Linked DNA regions of Homo sapiens: region 1 is linked to region 2. The links are chromatin loops, found by intact Hi-C in ENCODE. Cell type or tissue: ascending aorta. All regions are shown on one strand.

Region 1 (5,000 bases), 630 kb after region 2:
GCCAAGCACGAATGCCAGGAATGGCATGTCTGTTTCCTCTGTGCTGGGCGCGCCATTGTTGTGTGTCTATCTGCTGCCTTCTGAAATCAGTGCCAATGTTGTACAAAATACACCGGCATAAAAATGGTTTTTATTTACAACACTGTTGCCTTTTTTGTTAGAAGGATGTAGTGGACTCCTGCTAAAGCAGAAGGAAATCTGTCAATGCAGACCTTATCAGAAGCCAGGATCCGGAAGGAGGCGATGACCTGCTCGGCAGTGTCGGTGTCAGCCGTCTCTCTAGTCATGAAGTCGATGAAGGATTGGAAGGTGACGGTGCCTTGCCCGTTGGGATCTACCAGGGTCATAATGCGGGCAAATTCGGCTTCACCCTGGGGCAAAGTGGCAAAGAAACATGTACACGAACGGTACACAACTCTCAACAGAGCCGTTTTCATTCTTTCCCTGGTGACATGCCAATTCCTTTATGTCTGAAAACTGAATTATTACCTGCGTTTCCCTTCAGTCTTTGGACAAGATTCCCCTTAAGGGTGACTAAGGTTTACTGCTACCAAACAATTTTAAAAGTTGCTGGAGCTTCAAACCAGAAGCTTGTAAATGTCAGAAGTCTTTCCTCTCTGGGACCCACTGCTGGCCTTGATGGGTCACGTGACGTAATTATGGAAGAGGAGGTCAAAGCGGGAGCTGAGCCCTTTCCTCAGATTACAACTAGGAAAGCGATGCTGCCAAACTGAAGGCAGCTCAGAACATGGCTGTCACGACTGTAGTTTACAGTCCCAAAGAGAATCAAGGGAGGCCAGGTTAAAAATACTCATTAATGGGTAACAGAGAAGTGTCTGATATACTAGGACTATCCCAGCCCACAGGGAAATGTAAGTTTATCTTGGCTGATTTACGACTAAACCTTTTTTACCTTTCAGCATATTAGAGGAAAAAGCACTTGAAAAATCATTAGGTTCCTACTAAAAGCCACTGAAGTATACACTTTAAATGGGTAAACCGTAGTACGTGAGTTATATCTCAGTAAAGCTGTTTAAAACAATCAAAAAGCCTATGTTCTCATCTCCTTCACTAGAAAAAATAATCTGACCAATTATTGAATAAAAATAAATGCTTTGGTTCTGTGACTTTTTTTTTTTTTGATGGAGTTTCACTCTTGTCATCTAGGCTGGAGTGCAGTGGTGCAATCTCAGCTCACTGCAACCTCCGCCTCCCAGGTTCAAGCCATTCTCCTGCCTCAACCTCCCAAGTAGCTGGGACTACAGGTGCCCGCCACCACAGCTGGCTAATTTTTGGATTTTTAGTAGAGAAGAGGTTTCACCATATTGGTTAGGCTGGTCTCAAACCCCTGACCTCAGGTGATCCATCCGCCTCGGCCTCCCAAAGTGCTGGGATTACAGGCGTGAGCCACTGCGCCAGGCCTCGTGACTTTATTTTTATATAATAACAGTGAGACCTTCAAAAAATATTATCCTATATAATGAAAACGAACCAATCCCAAATGCACTACCTTGGTTTGAGCTTGTCATCTTTTATAACAGAAATCCAAATTCAATAAAATATCAAATCTTAGTACAATTTCAACTTCTGTCTTACCAGGTCATAACCCATGGAAATCAGGCAGGCTCTGAAATCCTCATGATCCATCAGGCCATTCTTCCTCTGTTGGCAAAAACAAAGGACAGAGCAGGTGAGCACAGGGCAAGATGAGCAACTCTACTTGACCAACTGAACAAAGATCTGGTAAGAGAAGCACTTTGAGCTCTGCCAAGGTCGTAAATGTCACCACTGACTTGCGAGAAGGATGGAGCCAGCACAAGGATGTTACAAACTAGTTTCTTAAAAATGAAAAAGAGGGGAGAGGAGGGTAAAGACCAGACAAAAACGAAAGGAGACCACACACTCAAGAAAACAGCAAAAGGAACTAGTCAGGAGCTCACTACTGCCACCTACTGACAAAGAATCATTCATGTTTAATTTGAACAAACTTCTAAACATGGTAAGTTCTGCATTGTACTCCTTGGACTTTTGTTGCAAAAGATTGTGATCATCTTGGATTCAAATCAATGTGCTTTCTTCCTATAAAGTAGCCCCAATGAGTGAGAGTGTCTTTCAACAAGAGATGGTTGTGTACAGGGATGACGATCCATCATTTCCCTCCTTGGAAGAAAAATGACTTGGGCTTTAATGAATGCAGATACGTCAAATCACAGCATGCTGCTGCACAATAAAGGTGTGCTGAAGCTATAAGAACGTCAATATCCATCTCTGTGGATAATTTTTTACTTATGCCTAGCTCTCTGATCAGAAGTCCACTGTCTGAATCCTCCAAAAGGCCCAAATCTGACTGGTCTATCTAGCCCAGAGGCATTTTAGGAACGACTGATGGACATTTGCAAATCATAACAGGGCTCCATGCAAAGTAATGGTACATCCCTTTTAGTGATCTTTAAGAATTGGAACGTAGCTAGTCGTGGTGGCTCACGCCTGTAAGCTCAGCACTTTGGGAGGCTGAGGCAGATGGATCACCTGAGGTCAGGAGTTCAAGACCAGCCTGGCCAACATAGTAAAACCCTGTTTCTAGTAAAAATACAAAAAATTAGCCAGGCATGGTGGCATATGCCTGTAATCCCAGCTACTTGGGAGGCTGAGGCAGGATAATCGCTTGAACCTGGGAGGTGGAGGTTGCAGGGAGCTGAGATCACACCATTGCACTCCAGCCTGGGCACCAAAAGCACAACTCCATCTCAAAAACAGAACAAAACAAAACAAAACAAAACAAAACAAAAAGAAAAAAGGCCAGGTGCGGTGGCTCACACTTGTAATCCTAGCACTTTGGGAGGCCAAGGTGGGTGGATCATGAGATCAGGATATTGAGACCATCCTGCCTAACATGGCGAAACCCCGTCTCTACTGAAAAAAAAAAAAAAAAATTAGCCAGGCATGGTGGCAGGTGCCTATAGTCCCAGATACTAGGGAGGCTGAGGCAGGAGAATTGCTTGAGCCCGGGAGGCGGAGGTTGCAGTGAGCCGAGATCATGCCACTGCACTCCAGCCTGGTGACAGAGCGAGACTCCGTCTCATTAAAAAAAAAAAAGAAAAGAATTGGAGTGTGCCTTAATAGTCACTCACTTCCAGCCACAGGATTAGTAAATAGTATTTTCTCATAAAGAATTGGTTCTACTCAATATTATTCAAATCAGAATACTAGATGATATTTTTAAAGCAGCACTTAGCTTTTTATATGCTTTTACTACAAAAATTATCACCATTTTATTGCTGCATGTCCTTAAAAGAGATCATGCATCAATTTTGTTAATTAAAACAGAAAACTGAGTTTTATATGTTGAAAGAATGGGTTAAATTATGACCAGATGCTTTTCCTAAACAGTTGCTTAGGAAAAGCATATCAGAGTTTTGTATTTAAGTCTTTACGAAATGACCTAAAGCCAACAATCACATTTTGTGAAGAATACACTTTGACTTAGAACAAATCAGCTTTGATGTCAACTACAAATGCATTCTATTAAGTGATCTGTATGAAACAGCACACAAACCTGGACTTTGTGTCACCTTGAGCAACATCAAAGCTTAGGACACTTAGTTTTGGTGGCTATTTTCTTTTGTCATTAACTATCCTGTTTCCCTGTAAATGTTGTGGAGCCTTAAGACTTAAAACGAGAGCATGCATATTATTTCAGATACATTGTTTAATGTCCCCAGTATTGCCCTTCAAATAAGTAGAGAGTGGTACCCTGTCAAAGTGGTTGAAGGAGGCTCTGAACTCATTCATCTGCTCCTGGGTGATGCCCTTCGCATCTCTCGTCAGGATCTGAGTCTCCACCTCATTGATGGTTCTGGCGATGGTTGTCAGCAGCAGCTCCCATCCAACACGAATGTGCTATTGAGGGAAAAGGGGAAAGATCAGTTCTAAGTCTCTCCAGCATGTCAACTCTGCCTCTTTACTTTCATAACAGTACAGCCGACTCAAAGGGCTTACTAAGCAGGGCTCATGATAGCCTTCCCCACACTTGAAAAAAAATTCTACTTTGTCATCTGTTGCAAGATTCTGTAGTGAGAAGTACTCACAAGCACCCACCAGGGTTCTAACAGTGGCAGCGGGCACTCTGCAGTATATACTCTATAACCAGGGTTCTAACGGTGGCAGCGGGCACTCTGCAGTATATACTCTATTACCAGGGTTCTAACAGTGGCAGCGGGCACTCTGTAGTATATACTCTATAACCAGGGTTCTAACGGTGGCAGCGGGCCCTCTGCAGTATATACTCTATTACCAGGGTTCTAACAGTGGCAGCAGGCACTCTGCAGTATATACTCTATTACCAGGGTTCTAACAGTGGCAGCGGGCACTCTGTAGTATATACTCTATAACCAGGGTTCTAACAGTGGCAGCGGGCCCTCTGCAGTATATACTCTATTACCAGGGTTCTAACAGTGGCAGCGGGCACTCTGCAGTATATACTCTATTACCAGGGTTCTAACGGTGGCAGCGGGCACTCTGCAGTATATACTCTATAACCAGGGTTCTAACGGTGGCAGCGGGCACTCTGCAGTATATACTCTATAACCAGGGTTCTAACAGTGGCAGCGGGCCCTCTGCAGTATATACTCTATTACCAGGGTTCTAACAGTGGCAGCGGGCCCTCTGCAGTATATACTCTATTACCAGGGTTCTAACGGTGGCAGCGGGCACTCTGCAGTATATACTCTATAACCAGGGTTCTAACGGTGGCAGCGGGCACTCTGCAGTATATACTCTATTACCAGGGTTCTAACGGTGGCAGCGGGCACTCTGCAGTATATACTCTATTACCAGGGTTCTAACGGTGGCAGCGGGCACTCTGCAGTATATACTCTATTACCAGGGTTCTAACGGTGGCAGCGGGCACTCTGCAGTATATACTCTATTACCAGGGTTCTAATGGTGGCAGCGGGCACTCTGCAGTACATACTCTATAACCAGGGTTCTAACGGTGGCAG
Region 2 (5,000 bases):
TCCCTCTCCATCTGATGAACATATGATAGACCCCATTCCTTTAAATATCCCCCTTACACTTAGAATTTGCACCCATCCCAAGTTTTGTTAAGTTAAAGACTCAGACATCCCAATTTCCTACTGGACGTCTCATAGACTGTACTCATCTGTAACCAAAGTTTAACTCCATCTTTCATAGCAAACATGTACCATCTCCTGCAATCCTTAGCTCCAGCTGTCTTCCCCTGAGGCAGAAAAAAAGATGGCGCTGGATTAGATACCTTCTCTCACAGCCTGTGTCTAGTTCTCCCCTAAACCCATCACTTTTATCTAAATGTCTATGATGCAAGTAAACCTCTCCATTCTGATGGCATTATCTGGGCTAAGTTCTTGGATTTTGTCACACGAATTACTGCATTTCATTTCCGTGACTCAGATTCTCCCCACCTCTAATCTAAGTTCTCCTTGCCTAACAGAGTTATTATTTTAAAAGAGAACTAACTATTCCACTCTGATCCCCACATCCCTTCCTAACAACCTCAGAATAGAAGCCAGCCCACGGGAATGGCACTAAGGATCTTTCTCTTGTCTACTTTCCACCTTTTCCTCCATTTTCCCCCTAATCACTCTGGAATAATTGCTATTCCCAGAATATGCTTGACATCTCTCTAGTTCTTAAGTTTATATTTCTGTTTGAAACTAATTCCTTATCCAAGTGTCTTAAAATCTCCATTATCTTTTATACAAACCCTACTGACACCATCGACATCTTCTTCCTAAACCTACTGAAAGAGGCAGTTTTAGCTTACGGAATGTTTCCAGGGGACTTATGTCACTCTTGACCATTATCTAGGTCTGCCTGGGAACAGAGGTTAAGACCCAGTACCCAGGTCTCAGAGGGACTTTTCCTGAGATTATGCAGCTGGTTAAATGACTCTTAATTTTCTAAATGGTCCCTATGTATTTTTATTAAATTATAAAAATAAATAATTATTAACTAATAGTTACCTAAGTGTCCATGTTAATATGAAAAATGTCCACTAAAAGATTTAAAGATACATAACAAACCATCCACACAGTACCTTCTCTCACTGCAATCTCTTATTTACATATTCATCTTACTACATTCATTGATTAATTTGTAAGGTAGAGCAGTAGCAAACTATTCTAAATATTTTTATGGTTTTGTAATATTTGTGCACTTTTCTCAGTAGATTCATACTATTGTAATCTTGTCCCAGTGCCAAATAAATTAACATGAGAGAGGTATTATATCAGATTAAATATGAGAGAAAGTGATCAATTCTATCATCTGTATCAATAAATGAGAGGTCATAGCAAAGGGTCCTAAAATTGTACGCAATTTGAGAACTCTGACTTCAAAACTGAGTTTGAGATTAAACATTCTAAAAAGAAAATTAATCAAAACTAATGAGCATTTAATGAAGTTCTAAGTAGTTTAATGCAATGTGGTCACTCTTCTCACTTCGTTAATTTTGTTCAGTGTTTCTTAATATGTTTTAATTATACAAAAATTTTCAGTTCTTCTGTTGGTAGGTAATAGAAATATAACATGAGAAAAAGCTAAGAGGGGGCAACAAATGGATCACTTCAGTGAATCAATGAATGTCAGTAGCCCATCTTGTATGATGCTACTGGCCTGAATGAATAGATCCCTAGTTTTTAAAACATTACATCAAGGCAAAAGAGTGCAAGTCTCAATGCAATGAGCTCAGGTACTAACCTCCGCTGCTCTTCACCATGTTCTCCTGAAGGGACAGTGAGACACTCGTCCATGTGTCCATGCAGCAACCTGAGGACATCACCACCAATGAGATACCCTGTAAGGATAAAAAATCATTCAGGTCTGGACTGTCAGTGTCAGGTGCTGATAGCCAGACAGATCATCTGGTCCAATCTTCTACTTTCGTAAAGAAACTGAAGTCTAGTGAGTCTTAAGGACCTGGCCAAGGTCACAGAGATAGACAGTGCCTGCTGTTCCCTCTGAGTCCTGGGTGCCCGAGTCCCACAGTTAGGGATATTCCCACTAAAAGCATGACCTCAGACACATAAAATCCTCTGTTAAACATACAAACACATTTAGAATCAAATGTGAACCTATGTAAGTTGGAATAACCAGAACATATACAGATATTTCCCTAGGAAACCCTGCTCCTTTGTAAAATTCGTATTCCAGCTATAAGGCATGACCTCAGAAAATAAGAAATCTTGACATTAGTCCAACCAGGCAATACTCTGAGGTCAAAAAATTGAAGAAAACAATCCATAGGAAGCTATCACATAAAGCATACACAAATAAACTAAAGCTGACAGTAGCATAAAAATAAGGGAAGATTAATCTTCACCCAAGCTTCACTGTTAAAATAGCAGTTTAAACAAGATCCTCAAATGTCAGGTATCTGCATTACAGAATATTTAGACACAGACAAAAAGCTCTAATTAACAATCAGCTCATTATCACAATTCCAAAGATGACTGTCAACTTTGCAGCAAGGACAGGCCCTCTAATTGAAGTGGAGTTTTTACCTTGGGCTGCCTCACTTCCTGAGCTGATTGGGGCCACGCTCCAGAGAGTCTGCTGGAAAGCGGCATCCACGTGTAAGCTGCCGTTGCCATAAGACAAGTGCTGTATCAAGAGGCAAAAGGAGGCATCACTTCAGGCTCTGGTAAGCTGTAACATGTAAGTGCTTCTAGGAATGCAAACTTAACGTTGCTGATTTGGTTATGTTCATAGAGAACATCTGTTTCAACCTGTCATTCAAGAATCAAAAAACTAGTCAGAAGAAAAGAAGTTCCTCTCTGAATTTACGGATTTTTAAACTTCATTCTAACAGTTACTGACTTAAGTCAATAATCAAAATATGCATAAATGAATACACTAAATAAGTTTATTTGTAACAAGATACTATTTTTGTTTTAACGATGGTTGATGAACAAAATGAGCACTTAAAATTATAATTAGGTTTTCTACATATCACACTCTGACAGCTTTTTGATGATGAAGTAAGTGAAATCTATTGGACCAAGTTTATGGAGTCTTCATTTTATGAAGTCCTTAGGCGTCTTATGGGGTCTTTTATGGAGTCCTTCAGGAACTGTTATCTGCAATTTGATGCAAAAGCCATTAGATGGCGATATTTCCTAACAGCTATCTAAAACCAAGCTACATTTCTTCCGAAATTCAGATACTAGCACATTTCAGATTTTCCTTCCTAAAAATAGAAACACATTAAAATAAAACATACTTAATATCTTTTAGAGCCATAAGACTGAATTATCAAATGTTAACTAAGAAAAACAAAATTACTTGCTTATTTTACTCATCATAACTTGGCTGCCTCTAGAATTTCAAACATACATAGAGCAACCACCTGTTTTCGTGGAGTCTTCTCAGTAAACATCGCCAATATCCCTGCAATGTTTCTGCAATGCTTTGCCAATGCTGATGACAGCCTAAGTTTTCACAGACTTTAATCAGACCAGAAATTTCCCAGAAATCTTGACCATCTTATTTAGATGATCAGTCACGCCTAAAGTAGTCACCTTAGGTGTACTCCACAGGCCTTTTAAACATCCTACGGGTCTCTTTAACATAAAGATACTATTCTCAAGTCACCATCAAGAAGAGGTCGTTCACTCTCTTTCTCTTAAAAATAAAACCAAAGAAACTTTAAACATTGTGATATGTACACAGTGTTTATCAGTCATTTTTCCAATGAATAAGATTGAAAGTTTACCAGTTGATACATAAGACTTGGCAATAATTTGCTCTTATTCCTCTCCTCAACCTCAACTAGCTGCCTGCTTTTGTACAATTTCTTCTTTACTTCAATCTGTCATTCTTACAGTCTTAGCTGTAATCCCAGCTAAGATTCCTTTATTGACTCAATTTCTTCTCCAGTATGTTAAAACTGTTTAATTGTTTACAAATAAATCATATCCCATCTGCTTTAACAAACAAGCAGAATATATTTCCCTTCAAAGCAATTATCACACAGTGAAATTCTTGGGCTTATTTTCTTTTTCCCTTTTAGAAGCTACCTGACACAGGTTCACAGCTGTGTTCCTAGCATCTGGCAATGTTATCCAGTAAACACGTATGTGGAGAAGCTAACAAAAATCATAAAATCAAAGTATCATAAACATAAAAACACACATTTTAAGCTGTTCCATAAATACTCGTATTTCAATAACCTAGTGTAAAAAAAAGCACGTGCACAGGCACACACACATACAAATCCATGTGAATGACACCGATTTTAACCAAACTCTGAAAATAATTCAAAATACCCGTGCTCATATCTGTGTCCAAGTGAAAGCTCATGTAATATTATGATAAGTAGATTACCATCATTTGTTAATTCATCATGGGTTCACTGAATGTACTATGTATATTAATAGTACACATTCTCCACCCCAAGGGTGCTTGTAATCTCATAGAGTAAAATACATACACAAAATGCTGTACCTCAGTATATAAACATATCACATGTGATATTTTGATACATGCATACAATGTGCAGTGATCATATCAGGGTAATTGAGATATCTATCACCTCAAACATTACACACAACACTTTTTATATACTGAGGTACAGCATTTTGTGTATTTTGTGTATGTATATGCATATGTAAAATATATACATATTTATGGGCTACATGTGATATTTTGTACCAATAAAATAAATTATGTACCAATTAAATTAAAAAATAAATACGGCCGGGCATGGTGGCTCACGCCTGTAATCACAGCACTATGGGAGACTGAGGCAGGTGGATCACGAGGTCAGGAGATTGAGACCATCCTGGCTAACATGGTGAAACCCTGTCTCTACTAAAAATACAAAAAATTAGCCAGGCATGGTGGCAGGCACTTGTAATCCCAGTTACTCAGGAGGCTGAGGCAGGAAAATGGTGTGAACCCGGGAGGCAGAGCTTGCAGTGAGCCGAGATCACGCCACTGCACTGCAGCCTGGGCGAAAAGAGCGAGACTACTTCTC

What was found. Peaks named below come from ENCODE experiments on the same cell type or tissue, not always from the same donor. Only the 100,000 strongest peaks of a DNase experiment are listed, where the experiment ranks them.
Region 1: a loop joins it to region 2, with 3 times the contacts of the local background. A loop is called at or near these places in 31 of 110 quality-filtered maps.

What each region holds. Positions count from the first base shown.
Region 1 is chr1:236,756,386-236,761,385 of GRCh38, reverse strand. It overlaps ACTN2 (actinin alpha 2), which reads right to left. Exons shown (of 21, transcript NM_001103.4): 18 at 3,754-3,900; 19 at 1,597-1,662; 20 at 213-371. Among named protein-coding and RNA genes, the nearest start is that of MTR, 36 kb to the left of the region's middle. In ascending aorta, a CTCF peak has its summit at 1,949 (motif pointing left); no DNase peak of the experiment used is centred here.
Region 2 is chr1:237,384,907-237,389,906 of GRCh38, reverse strand. RYR2 (ryanodine receptor 2) reads right to left here. Exons shown (of 105, transcript NM_001035.3): 9 at 2,527-2,626; 10 at 1,724-1,820. Among named protein-coding and RNA genes, the nearest start is that of MIR4428, 84 kb to the left of the region's middle. In ascending aorta, a CTCF peak has its summit at 3,120 (motif pointing right); no DNase peak of the experiment used is centred here; H3K27ac peaks cover 805 bases.